Regions from separate parts of the Homo sapiens genome. Here region 1 is linked to region 2. A link is a contact called in ENCODE Hi-C or POLR2A ChIA-PET data. All regions are on one chromosome and are shown on one strand. The core of a region is the stretch at or near the end of the contact, and the rest is flanking DNA. Distances in the headings are between cores, read along the strand shown. Region 1 overlaps CARMIL1 (capping protein regulator and myosin 1 linker 1). Region 2 holds the start of H2BC12 (H2B clustered histone 12).

Region 1 (6,763 bases), core at 2,587-5,086, 1.8 Mb before region 2:
TTATTTATTTAATTTTTGAGGTGGAGTCTCGCTCTGTCGCCCAGGCTAGAGTGCAGTGGTGTGATCTTGGCTCACTGCAACCTCCACCTCCTGGGTTCAAGCAATTCTCCCTGCCTCAGCCTCCTGAGTAGCTGGGATTACAGGCATTTGCCACCATCCCCGGGTAATTTTTGTATTTTTAGTAGACATGGGGTTTCACATGTTTGCCAGGCAGGTCTCGAACTCCTGACCTCAAGCGCTCCGCCCACCTTGGCCTCCTAAAGTGCTGGGATTACAGGCGTGAGCCACCGCGCCCGGCTGGTTTTTAAGACATGAAATTTCAGAATGTTTGTTTTCAAGAAAGAAAGCCCAATTGCCTCAATGCTTTATTTGAGGACAGAGCCTGAGGCACAGGAGAATAGCACGGTGGGACATTACTGGCACCATTGCCAACACAGCTCACACGCAGCAACAGCACGTTTTGTTGGTTTTGCCAGCGTTGATGCTCAGATCCCTCTGTGGCCACCAATAGCCAGCACCTGTGTCAAAGGTGGCTGCCTCAATTAAGACACAAACCAAAAATTCTAATTATATAGTAGTTTCTGTAGTATCAGCCACGTGTACAATAGGTACTCAGGTGTCATTTGCTTTTTCTTCTACCACAAGAGTGGCCTTGGACTCGTGTGTCCGTTGGGTGATGGTTGAGGTTGCTCTGAGCCAGTCCCCTCCCCTGGTCCACTCAGTGGAAGCTGTGTATGCCCACATGGCACTGTATGGACACCAGTTTGTGTTTTTTTAACAAACATTGCTATTTTTAGATTTGCTTTCAGAATGCGACCTATGGGGCAGAGGACCCAGAAATATATAGCTTCTACCTCATTGCCTCGTTCTCAGGGATATCCAAGCCTCACTGCCTTGAGAAATTAAGAGACAGTTCCAGCAGGTACTGTCTTACTTGATGACTATAAATTCTATAATCATTGCTAATAATAGAGTGTTTTGTTCAAGCCGCTTAAATTTGTTTATTTTTTCCTCTCGGCAAGCCTAACATCATCATCCTCAAAAGCATGGTTGCCTGTGAATTTCCTTTTGGATAGATGTAACACTATTTAATTTCGCCCATCCATTCATCTATCCAAGCATCCAGCAAACATTTATCGAGTACCTATTATGTGCTGAGTACTCTTTTAGATGCTGGAGGGACAATGATTAATAAGATAATCTTTCTTTACAGAGTTCACATTCGGTGAGAGAGGAAAGTTGGACATTAAAACAGATAGTAATGTGGTGAGCTAAGTGCAGCTATAAAGTTATGTACAACTTATCAGGAGAACCGTTATCTAAGGCATCCAGTTCACAGAAGGGAGGAGGGAACACCATGTAGGCAAGGGGAATTTCACTATTATTGCCATATATCCAAGGCCAAGAGTGGTGAGAGAATGGGCTGGAGATGTAACAAAGGTGCTCTGTGACAGAGTTTGAACTTCAGTTTGCTGGTGAGGTGTGGGGAAGTCTATGAACGGGATTCGAACAGTTGAGTGGCATGATTATATTTGTGTTCTAGAAGAATCCCTCTGGTGGCTCTGTGCAATGTGGTTTTCAGGGAGTGAGGACTGGAGACAGAGTAGATAAGTGAGAATGCTGAGGGGCCTAATGATTCGTTCATGCATTTCATTTAGTAAACATTTATTGAGCACTTACTATGGACCATGCCCTGTTATAGTCATTTGGAATTTATTTTCACATAGATAAACAGAAGAGATAAATAGTAGTAGCTTTTTTGGGATAAATAGATACCAAATAAATCACAGTGTTCGCTTTGATCATGACAAACTTTTGAATACATGTTTTCTAGAGTTATATATTGATTTGGTGGTATTTTTATTTTGGATTTGGATCAGTCAGCACTAACATAAAAAATGGCCTCTTTCATGGTGCAAATTAGTAAGGCTTCACTTTCAGCTCTTGAATTTTTCCAAGACTCATTATTCCAGTCTGTAGATTATTCTGAGCCTTAGACTCTCATTTTCTGCTCATTAGCACCTCAAAGAATGGAGAGGAAGGAAGAGAGAGAAACTTCAGTCTGACTTGCTACTTGTTAGAAGATTTGGTAAAGAAGGTGATGAAATTAATATTTAGTTTTCAAAATCAGGTTACAGATTGTTTTTGGGCTTGTTCTTGCCTGCAGTTCTTGCTTTCTCTCAACCATAGCTAACTTGCTGTCTGGATACATCCGAGTGTATTTGCCTCATGCACAATGAAGGGTAGGATTAACCTTGGAAATTTGCTGTGGGCAAATAGCCCAAGAATTAATACATTTAATAATACATTTAATTATTTTACCAATCACACTGGTTATTTGCAGTGTCAAAGCAGTTACCTTGGTATGATATAAGGACATGGAATTAATTTTGTTGTTTATAATCTTTGTGTGTGTGTGGGGTGGGTGGTGAGGACGGAATCTTGCTCTGTCGCCCAGGCTGGAGTGCAGAGGCTCAATCTTGGCTCACTGCAACCTCCACCTCACAGATTCAAGTGATCCTCCTGCCTCAGCCTTCCAGGTAGCTGGGATTACAGGTGTCTGCCACCACACCTGGCTAACTTTTTGTGTTTTTAGTAGAGATGGGGTTTCACCATGTTGGTGAAACTGCTGACCTCAAGTGATCCACCTACCTCAGCCTCCCAAAGTGCTGGGATTACAGGCCTGAGCCACCATGCCTGGCTTGTTGTTTGTAATCTGATATCTTGCTACTTGAACTTTGTTAGTATGGTTTAGGAGTAGGAACTTTAAAATGAAAACGAACACCGCCCAGGACGTTGAAGAAATAACTGTACCCACTTCATAGGGTTGTCAGGAGGGTTAAATGAGTTAATATAAGCAAAGACTAAGGTCCAGCACATAGTAAATGTCATATAAACACTGGTCATTTTTATTGATTTTACTTTGAAAGTCAATTAGAATTTGCATGAAAGTAACAAGCAATAGGTGAAAATCATGATAGTACTAGATAATACAAGACATCATGAGGCCGGCTGTGGTGGCTCATGCCTGTAATCCTAGCACTTTGGGAGGCTGAGGTGGGCGTATCACCTGAGGTCAGGAGTTCAAGACCAGCCTGGCCAACAACATGGTGAAACCCCATCTCCACAAAAATACAAAAATTAGCCAGGCATGATGGCCGGTGCCTGTAATCTCAGCTACTTAGGAGCCTGAGGCGGGAGAATCGTTTGAACCTGCGAGGCCGAGATCGCACCATTGCACTCCAGCCTGGGTGACAGAGTGAGACTCTGTCTCCAAAAAAAAAAAAAAAAAAATCACAACAGACTAGATAACACTCTATGATGTCACCTTTTACTTCACTAAGAACACATTTAATGTACAGACTATATGCATTTTTAAATGCTCTGGTTCAAGGAAAGTTAAAAGTGTTTATAGTTATAGGTCTACATTTGAGAAATACTTGTTATGAACTGAGGAACAGGCAAATCCAGCATTTGGGCCACAACTTTTCTTTGATAGTTCCCCAGATAATAGGCTGAAGAGCATATGCAGAGATATAAAAGTCAATGAATAAGTGAATAGCTGAATCTGTTGAACACTATGCTCACAGTTTCTAGTTCAAGACAAATGAAACATTAACATAAGTTGTTCTGAATTTTCTAAGTGAAGAATTCTACCCTTCTTTAAGTTAAAAGATTTATAACCTTTTCAATAGCAGTATATATTCTGCAATTCAGCAGCTTTTCTTTCTGTGATTTTGAAGACCATCTTTTGAAGATGCAGAATTTAGAATTCCTACTTGGGGGCATTTCTTCAATTCAGTGAGCCATTCATGAGATTCAACCAATGGAAACATTAAACACAATGAGTGTGAGGAACTGAAAGTGCTTTGTTTTTTGGTTGCAGTGACTTCTAATTGAAGCAAACCAGCTATACATGTGGATGGTCATGACTTTATAATTACAATTAAAATATTTTCAGTAGAAGACTGAGGCCTCAGGGAAAGCATCGTATGAAATAGAGAATAATCACCAGATGCAACTATGGGCCCCTTTTCCGAGTGGGTAATGATTTCTTTGCCTCTAGCTGTGAGTTGGCAAATGGACTCTGTCATTTTGGGTATCTGTTGGAAGAAAGAAAAGGAAGGAACAGAACGATGAGAGAAACAGTTCATAAGAAAAAAAGAGAAAAAGATCTTGAGCAGATAGGCAAGTAGAAGTAAAAATCCTCACTGTTTGAGGCCTCCAGACCTTGTTGAACCATGTTACTATTGTAGCATTACACCTGCAATGTGTCTGCAGGTGTTCTGGATGTTTTGAAACTCATTTGATGTAGAAGCGTTTCTTGATGTCAAGTTATGTTGGATTTGGCATCATTATTCTCTCTACAACAGTAGAGTAAAGGCTGGAGAGTATTGAAAGGCTAATTTTTTTTGGTGATGTCTGCCTTAGTTAAAATAGCTACTATTAGGTGATAGAAATGAAGGTATTTAGCACACACAACAGTTTTATTATGTTTTGTCTTTTAGATGTGGATTTCTCTACTTTTTTTGTTTTGTTTTGTTTGAGATGAAGTCTCGCTCTGTCGCCCAGGCTGGAGTGCAGTGGAGCGATCTCAGCTCACTGCAACCTCCGCCTCCCGGGTTCAAGCAATTCTGCCTCAGCCTCCTGAGTAGCTGGGATTACAGGCAGGCGCCACCATGCCTGGCTAATTTTTCTGTATTTTTAGTAGAGACGGGGTTTCACCATGTTGGCCAGGCTGGTCTCAAACTCCTGACCTTGTGATCCACCTGCCTTGGCCTCCCAAAGTGCTGGGATTACAGGCATAAGCCACCGCACCTGGCCTTTTTTTATTTTATTTTATTTTAAGAGACAGGGTGTTGCTCTGTCATCTAGGCTGGAGTGCAATGGCATGATCATAGCTCACTGCAGCCTGCAACTCCTGGGCTCAAACAATCCTTTCACCCCAGCCTCTCAAAGTGTAGCAGCTGGGACTATAGGCACAGACCACCACACCCAGCACATTTTTACAATTTTTTTGTAACAAAAAAGGGAGGCTTCTTTTTGTTGCCCAGGCTGGTCTTGAATTCATGGCCTCAAGCGATCTTCCTGTGTCGGCCTCCAAAAGTGCTGAGATTACAGACATGAGCCACCACACCTGGCCTCTACTTAACAGGCACTACCAAGAAAGTAGGAATGACTGCCCTAAGGGGAATTAGCTTTTACTCCTTACTGATGGGGATTTCCTGCCTCCACTACTAGAGAAACCCACATTTCCATGTTTTACGTTCAGTACTCACCAAACATTTCCAAGTGCCTGGCACTGTGCTTGTCTCATCCACAGATGCTCTGCCAGTAGAAAATGGAATGGTTTTAATTGAGAAGACATGAGGAGGACTTCTATTTCTTAATTGGAGTCTATAAGCAAACTTCAAAAGAATCTTTCAGCTTCTCATTGGTTTAAAAATTATGACACTGTCTATTATATGTTTTGCATAACTTTAAATCTTCTTTTAGTCATATTGTATTGTTTTCTTTTTTGAGATTTGGGGGGGTCTTGCTGTGTTGCCCAGGCTGCCCTTGAACTCCTGGACTCAAGCTATCCTCCTGCCTCAGCCTCCCAAGAAGCTGGGGATACAGGCATGTGGCATAGTCAAATTGTTTTGCAAAAGTGTTAGCTGCTTGAGATTTTAGGCAGATTGGAAGGTGTCGATCACTTCTTTTCTCCAAAGTGTAAAATGGAATAATTGCTGGAATTGGATGTCAGTTTGTTTTTATTCTAGACACTATGAAACATGACTAATGATGCCAGGAATACTTGAGTCAGCATGTGAAAAGGAAAAAGCAATGAGTTGTTTCTGCCCAGTGATCAGAGCCAATTAAGCAGGGTAAGGCAAGCTAATGTTGGTGTGGGCCGCAGCAATGAAGATTTTGTCTGTCTTGTTCTGTATGTGTAGGACTCATGATAATTACAAGAGGGCATGCAATATCAGCAGAATACAGTTTAGGAATGAAGAATCAGGAGACACTGAGTTTCCTGCCTAGGAAAATTTTCTGTGTGAGACTAGCCACTGGTGTTGAACTATGTGCTAGGAAGCATTTTACTCTATTGTTATACATTATGAACTAATCATCTGTTTAAGATTTTTCTGGTGGCAATTGCCTAGTTTAAAAAAACAAACAGATTTTAAAACATTGCAAAAGTGAAGTATTGCAAAAATAATAATGCTTTCCTAGATGCACCATGAACTTCTTCCTGAAATTAGTTGTGATTAGGCAGCTCACTGCCCTTTCACATGTGCTATTTTGAGATCTCATTATTTGGTGCTATAATGATTGATTTTGCTAATATATGTTAGTAAATTTGTTGCCAAGTTTCTCTTAAGCCTCTGGAATATGGCTATTATTGACATTACCTGGTAATTTTTTAAAAATAATTTTTTCTAGACATATATAGGTACACATATATATTTACATATATATATATATATATATATATATATTTTTTTTTTTTTTTTTTTGAGACAGGGTCTCAGTCTGTCACCCAGGTTGGAGTACAGCAGCACAGTCTTGGCTCATTGCAACCTCTGCCTCTTGGGCTCAAGTGATCCTCCCACCTCAGCCTCCCAAGTAGCTACAACTACAGGCACATGCCAACAAGCGAGCCTATTTTTATATTTTTTTGTAGAGATGGGGATTTGTCATGTTGCTCAGGCTGGTCTCCAACTTTTGGGCTCAAGCAATCTGCCTGCCTCAGCCTCCCAAAGTGGTGGGATTACAAGCA
Region 2 (6,619 bases), core at 1,172-3,671:
CCTGGGCAACAGAGTGAGACTCTGTCTGGGGGGGGGGGGGGGGGCGGAATCTGTGCTATCAAGAGAAATAAAATGAGATCATTTTGAAGGGAGAAAAGGGGTGAGGGTGAAAGCAGGAGAAAGTTATGGCCACTTCCACCCAGTATTTCTATTAAAACACAAATGCACTTCCAGAATTTTGTAAAAAGAGCAAAAAGGACTGAAAGTAAATTGTATAAAATCAAGATGATATGTCCATTTGCAAAAATAGTTTGTAAGTCTAAAGGTAATAACAGCAGATAGCTCCAGAGTAAAAATTTTAGTCTATAAAAAGTAGTCAGGTATACCTGAAGGTAGAATTCATTGGCATAGTGTATTTTAGTTTATTTTTTAATTTTATTTGCGACGGAGTTTTGCTCTGTTGCCCAGGCTGGAGTGCAGTGAGGTGATCTAGGCTCACTGCAACCTTTGCCTCCTGGCTTCCAGCAATTCTGCCTCAGCCTCCCGAGTAGCTGGGACTACGGGCACATGCTACCACGCCCCCCCTAATTTTTGTACTGTTAGTAGAGACGGGGTTTCACACTATGTTAGCCATGCTGGTTTTGAATTCCTGACTTCAAGTGATCTGCCCTCCTATATAGGTATAGATATAGATCAGTGCCTCCTATATAGGTAAACAATAAATATAATTATTTGTTGATACATTTCTTAGAATATTAATGTAACCCCAAAATTACTGGTAGGATAAATAAGACTTGGATCAACAGTGAACATATGCTTTGCATGTATGAAGTTTTTCAATATGACCCTGCTAATCTCCAAATGCCTAAGGGCGGGCAATATCCCCAAAGACTAGAACAATGCGTGGCCAAATATGTTAAATACACACACACACACACACACACACACACACACACACACACACAAAATTCCCCTGTGAAACTGGCCTACATTTCTAAATCACAAATTTAGCCAGGTAACAACCTAGCTTAAAATTCGTGGACTCTTTCTTTCACTTGGTTCTTCCAAAAAAGTTTCACACTGCTCATCACCGGCATAGTCATTCTAGCCTCTAATCACACAATAAAACCCACCACCTAATTCTAACCCACCACCTAACACTTAGCTCAAACCCTGTGCTGCTGGGGAAGTTCCCTTCTCCTCTACTCCAACTTCTTGCTTCGGGGCGGACTGTCTCTAGTCTGTCTGTTGTCTCCCCTCTGAATCTACTTGCTTTTCATTTTCCTTTTCTATAAGCTTTCTTGTCAAAAGGAAAAATTACTGATTGGACCAATTGACGCTGAACATGCCTTAAAAACTAGTAAACTATTCCAAAAATCTCCGTGATGATTTCATGTTCCGTTTCTTCACTCCTGAGAAAAGCTGTGCTCCTCCCCTTACCCTTGCAGACTATCCTGCCTGGTGGTCTGGCATCTTCCCGATGTCCCGTGGGCTGCAGAGATGGAATCAGGGGGTGAGGGGGAAGCAAAGCAAGGCAGAGCTGGGTACAGCCTAGAAGAGGTTAAATAAGGTAACTGCTCGAGCGAAAGCCATACGTACTGGAACGCCATCGGGAACCAAATTTACTAATATATAAACTCACGTTAGAACGCCATTACATGGTGGAAAGTACACGTGACACAATAGGCTTTCAACAAGTTCTAACAGGAAGTCACAGCACTCGACACAACGGAAGTATCCATTTTCGCGCCAAGAGCCAGGAAGCACTTTCTGTTAACACAAGTTTCCTGCACATCCCTAATTTTTTAGGCGCCATATTCCTCACTCAGTACTAACAAAGTGTATGTGGCTTCTCCTTAGCCAGACTCGATTACAAGCACTGCATGCATTACTCAGTGTGATAAGATCATGATAATCCCTTTAAAAAGATCGCCCGAATTTAAGCCTGGATTAGGAACACGTGTTTACAGCTCTAATATCGATAATTTAAGTGGCTCTTAAAAGAGCCTTTGGGGTTGGGCTTTAAGACGCTTACTTGGCAAGTTTACTTAGCGCTGGTGTACTTGGTGACGGCCTTGGTGCCCTCGGACACGGCGTGCTTGGCCAACTCCCCGGGCAGCAGCAGGCGCACGGCCGTCTGGATCTCCCTGGAGGTGATGGTCGAGCGCTTGTTGTAATGCGCCAGGCGGGAAGCCTCACCCGCGATGCGTTCGAAGATGTCGTTGACGAAGGAGTTCATGATTCCCATGGCCTTAGAGGAGATGCCGGTGTCGGGGTGGACCTGCTTCAGCACCTTGTACACGTATACGGAGTAGCTCTCCTTGCGGCTGCGCTTGCGCTTCTTGCCGTCCTTCTTCTGCGCCTTAGTCACGGCTTTCTTCGAGCCCTTCTTGGGCGCGGGAGCGGACTTCGCTGGTTCCGGCATGTTGAAGGCGAACTACGAGCCTGAGACGAGCAGCAGATCGAGAAAACGGGAAGTAATGGGAGCAAGGTACCAGGAGTCGTTTTTATATAGGACCTCTCATGCAAATAAGGTGAAGAGTGAAAGTCCTGTATCTGATTGGTGGTTATTAGGGTGACGTCAGAGGTTAGTTATACCCAATCAACCCAATCTGCAAATCCAAAAGACGTACTTCCATTGGTTAAAACTAAGCTACAACCCTAACCAATGACATATCTTCTTTTTCGCGCCCAATAGTGTTTATAAAAGGCGCTGCCTTTCCTCGTTGGCTACTTTCAGTAAGTTGTGACCAGTATGTCTGGACGTGGCAAGCAAGGCGGTAAAGCTCGCGCCAAGGCCAAGACCCGCTCTTCTCGGGCTGGGCTTCAGTTCCCCGTGGGCCGAGTGCACCGCCTGCTCCGCAAGGGTAATTATGCCGAGCGGGTTGGAGCCGGCGCGCCAGTGTACCTGGCTGCGGTGCTGGAGTACCTGACCGCTGAGATCCTGGAGCTGGCTGGCAATGCGGCCCGCGACAACAAGAAGACCCGTATCATCCCGCGTCACCTCCAACTGGCCATCCGCAACGACGAGGAGCTCAACAAGCTGCTGGGCAAAGTCACCATCGCGCAGGGTGGTGTCTTGCCCAATATCCAGGCCGTGCTGCTGCCTAAGAAGACTGAGAGCCACCATAAGGCCAAATAAGGAGCGAGGTTGTGAAAACTGGAAAACAAAGGCTCTTTTCAGAGCCATTCTACACTGTCTTAGAGAAAGCTGGACACAGTCATGTTTGTTTCACTTCATGTTTGCTTCGCTAGATAACATTGTAAAGCGCTTCTTTCGCGGTTGGGCTGGAGCAACTCTTTACAATGTTTCTAAATTAACCCACTGGAAAGCAATGAAGACCCAAAAGTTGTTGTAGGATACTCCGGAGAAGCTTATTCAGCAGGGGTAATAAGTGAAATCAAACGTACAAATCCCTGAAATCTATTTACTAATTCCAGTGGTTTTTTTTTTTTTTTTTTTTTTTTTGAGATGGAGTCTCCAACAGGCTGGAGTGCAGTGGCGCGGCGCGATCTCGGCTCACTGCAACCTCCACCTCCCAGGTTCAAGCGATTCTCCTGTCTCGGCCTCCCGAATAGCTGGGATTACAGGCACACACCACCACGACCGGCTAGTTTTTTTGTATTTTTAGTGGAGACGGGGTTCCACCATGGTGGCCAGGCTGGTCTCGAACTCCTGACCTCAGGTGATCCGCCCGCCTCGGCCTCCCAAAGTGCTGGGATTACAGGCGTGAGCCACAGCGCCCGGCCTCCAGTGTAATAATTCTATTACATTAATAGTGTTGTCAAACAGCCATAAAAATGGGATATACTTGCCATTCTTTAAAGGCAAATTTTGCAATTCTAAGTATTCTTGAAAAGCAAGAAAGGGCAGCCTGATTCTTAAGTGGTCTAACTCTTAAGAGTAACTTTACCCAGGTGATGAAAGTCTAGTGACTCATTTGCATTAGAATTTGATTCCGATGGAAGGAGAATATGGGATGCAGAATTTCCTGAATCCCATATTTGTAAATCCTTAGTCCCATTTCTTTGGAGCAGGTGTATTAATGCACTCTTGTAGTAGCTTAGGATACAACATAGCTTTTTCTGTCTAGCTAATTTGTATTATCAAATTTATTAGATCGGGATTGCTATTGCTTTTGATTGCTTGTCCACATTAATTTACCTACCCTAGGAAGCCCTATGAGTTTCCTTCCTCCGCCCCACCCCCTCTTGATATTACTTGGCCTGCTTTTACTTCATAGCCTCAAGGCTTTCTGGCTATTCCCACAAAATGCCAAACACATTTTCTGTCTTAAGGCCTTTGCACTTTAAATTCCCTCTTCCCCTGATAACTACCTTTCTCACTTTTTTTCAATCTATGTAGGTCTCTGATCAAGTAACACCTATAAAGAGGTCATCTTTGTTTATCTCCTCTCTAAAATGGAGGGCCCCATTACGCTCTCTATGCCTATGGGGATAGGATATATATTAATTGAAATATTACATGTATACATCTTTATTTTTTCTCTACGGAATTCAAGCCACTTAAAAAAGACACCAAAAAATAGTATTAACTTTATGTATTTCACAAAGATTTAAGAGGACATAGTTTGTAATTCAATACACATAGATTTGTTTGCTACTCCCAGTCTTTGCATGCAGAAGCCCAATTGAAAAAGAAATGCAAGAGATGCAGAACGAGAAATTATAATGTAGTGACATATGAGTTCTCGATAAACAGATGCTGAGATGGAGTTTGGGATGCAAAATGTTTATTAGGGCTCAATATCTGTGAAGGGGTGAAGGAAATAGGATTGGGCAAAGGAAAATGTCAAACTATGATACAGGCCAGACAAATGCTCAACCAACCCAGTGGAGAGCTCTGGAGCCAGTATGCCTGTCAAGTTGCCCCCACATTGGGCCAAAGGGGCTCTAGACCACCCTTTTTAACTCCTCTGTGGGTCACTGAATGAGGACTGCCCGGGGAAGGATGCAGCCTTGAGTGGGGAGGAGCTCTGCAGCTGAGGCAAACACTGAGGAAGCTAACAGCTGGTGTCTATCTGCTAACTGTGCTCTCTGCAGTTGGGCTGCAAGCCCTTCCTTGAAGGAGGATCTGGGCAGTGTATTTCCATGTCTATGACATATATTAACATGAATATAAATATCAATGTTAAGTAAGGTCTATGATAGTATCTGTGAGACTGACTTTAGCATGCATAAGTGCATAGCTGGTATTGCTCTTTGACTTTTTTTCTTTTTCTTTTTTTTTTTTTTGAGATGAAGTTTTGCTCTTCTTGCCCAGGCTGGAGTGCAATGGCCTGATCTCGGCTCACTGCAACCTCCACCTCCCAGATTCAAGCGATTCTCCTGCTTCAGCCTCCTGAGTAGCTGGGATTACTGGTGTGTGCCACCACTCCCGGCTAATTTTGTAATTTTAGTAGAGTCAAGGTTTCACCATGTTGGTCAGGCTGGTCTCGAACTCCTGACCTCAGGTGATCTGCCTGCCTTGGCCTCCCAAAGTGCCAGGATTACAGGCATGAGCCTGTAATTACTTTCATCAGGGAATTTAAAGGCCGGGGAGGGGCGGGTCTTTTCTTTTTAGAGAAATAAGAAAATGTACAGACATTCTAAAAATCTTTATTAGTTTGATATACTCCTGTAAGAGCTTTAAATGCCTCAATCATTGCACATGGAAGGTGATAGAAAACAATTATAAAAGAAATGGGAGATTCTTCCACTAACTTTTCCTACCCCAGATTCAGCAAATCTCTTTACTTTTCCTGTACTGAGAAATAATCCAGCTTTGCCCCATACTGAAGAAACTTCAGAATGAATATTTGAGGCTCAAAAGAGAGGAGAGGAAACCTTTAAAAAAACCATGGAATGAGTTTCTGTAGTATGGTGGTTATCACGTTAGTCTCACACGTGAAAGGTCCCTGGTTCGAAACCAGGTGGAAACACATTTTAGGCTGGGTGCGGTGGTTCATGCCTGTAATCCCAACACAAAAACTTAGCCGGGCGTGGTGGCAGCTGCCTATAGTCCCAGCTACTTGGGAGGCTGAGGCAGGAGAATTGCTTGAGCCCGGAAGGCGGAGGTTGCAGTGAGCCGAGATTGTGCCACTGTACTCCAGCCTGGGTGACAGAGTGAGACTCCAGCTCAAAAAAAAAAAAAAAAAAAAAAAAAACACCTATAAGAGATATTTGGTGCCGACCACTTATGGGCTACATATGCAATATGAATGTGCTTATTTATTTCTCACAACCTTTTGAGGTGGGTATTGTTTGGACTCTAATTTGGAAAAGAAAGTGTGGTGTTACTTATCCAATCAGATTCTCAATTAGTAGGAGAAAAAGCTATCAGAATATTATCTACTCAACATGGAACACACACATAACTGCCTTCTCTTAACTATCTGGTCTCATGTGCTTTAGTCTAAGGTATATAGAAACTTGGGTAAGAATTGTTAAAGGGAGATGTTGAAAGGTTCTACCAGAAGAGTATCATGATCATATCTGAATTAATAGATACCAAATGAGAAAGAATAAAACTAGACTTAATTATTCAAACAGTGTTTACAATAGTTTAAAGTGAATAGCTAAAGATTCCTGAAAATGGGAATCACACTTAAAATATATACTTTAAAAAAATATATTTTTAAAACACACACAATTTTTAAAATGCATACATACATGCTTT

Evidence for each region. A loop is a pair of places that touch in the nucleus more often than their neighbours do. ChIA-PET counts read pairs that join two places held with the same protein, here RNA polymerase II (POLR2A). Pooled maps may share reads with other maps.
Region 1: a loop to region 2 is called in a map of OCI-LY7, with 12 times the contacts of the local background. The contact joins the enhancer-like site here to the promoter of H2BC12 in region 2. A Hi-C loop is called at or near these places in 1 of 168 maps with a recorded cell type or tissue (OCI-LY7) and 1 of 50 pooled maps. POLR2A ChIA-PET finds 5 or more read pairs at or near these places in 1 of 52 experiments (OCI-LY7).

The regions. Positions count from the first base shown.
Region 1 is chr6:25,383,840-25,390,602 of GRCh38, forward strand. All of the region lies in intron 2 of CARMIL1 (capping protein regulator and myosin 1 linker 1), which reads left to right. The region is part of intron 1 of LOC124901281 (a long non-coding RNA gene); the gene reads right to left. Among named protein-coding and RNA genes, the nearest start is that of CARMIL1, 110 kb to the left of the region's middle. Within about 2 kb of position 3,837, at least 2 of the 41 ENCODE cell types and tissues checked have a DNase peak (open chromatin) inside an H3K27ac peak, as active enhancers do; they include OCI-LY7, where a contact is called at or near this core.
Region 2 is chr6:27,144,434-27,151,052 of GRCh38, forward strand. H2BC12 (H2B clustered histone 12) reads right to left here and starts at 2,422. Exons shown (of 1, transcript NM_001312653.2): 1 at 1,928-2,422. The coding sequence starts at 2,365. The coding sequence ends at 1,985. It overlaps H2AC12 (H2A clustered histone 12), which reads left to right and starts at 2,673. Exons shown (of 1, transcript NM_080596.3): 1 at 2,673-3,129. The coding sequence starts at 2,696. The coding sequence ends at 3,082. MIR3143 (microRNA 3143) reads left to right here and starts at 3,193; the gene lies at 3,193-3,255. RefSeq lists enhancers at 1,320-1,429, 1,849-2,765, 2,020-2,479, 2,810-3,059 and a silencer at 4,839-4,888.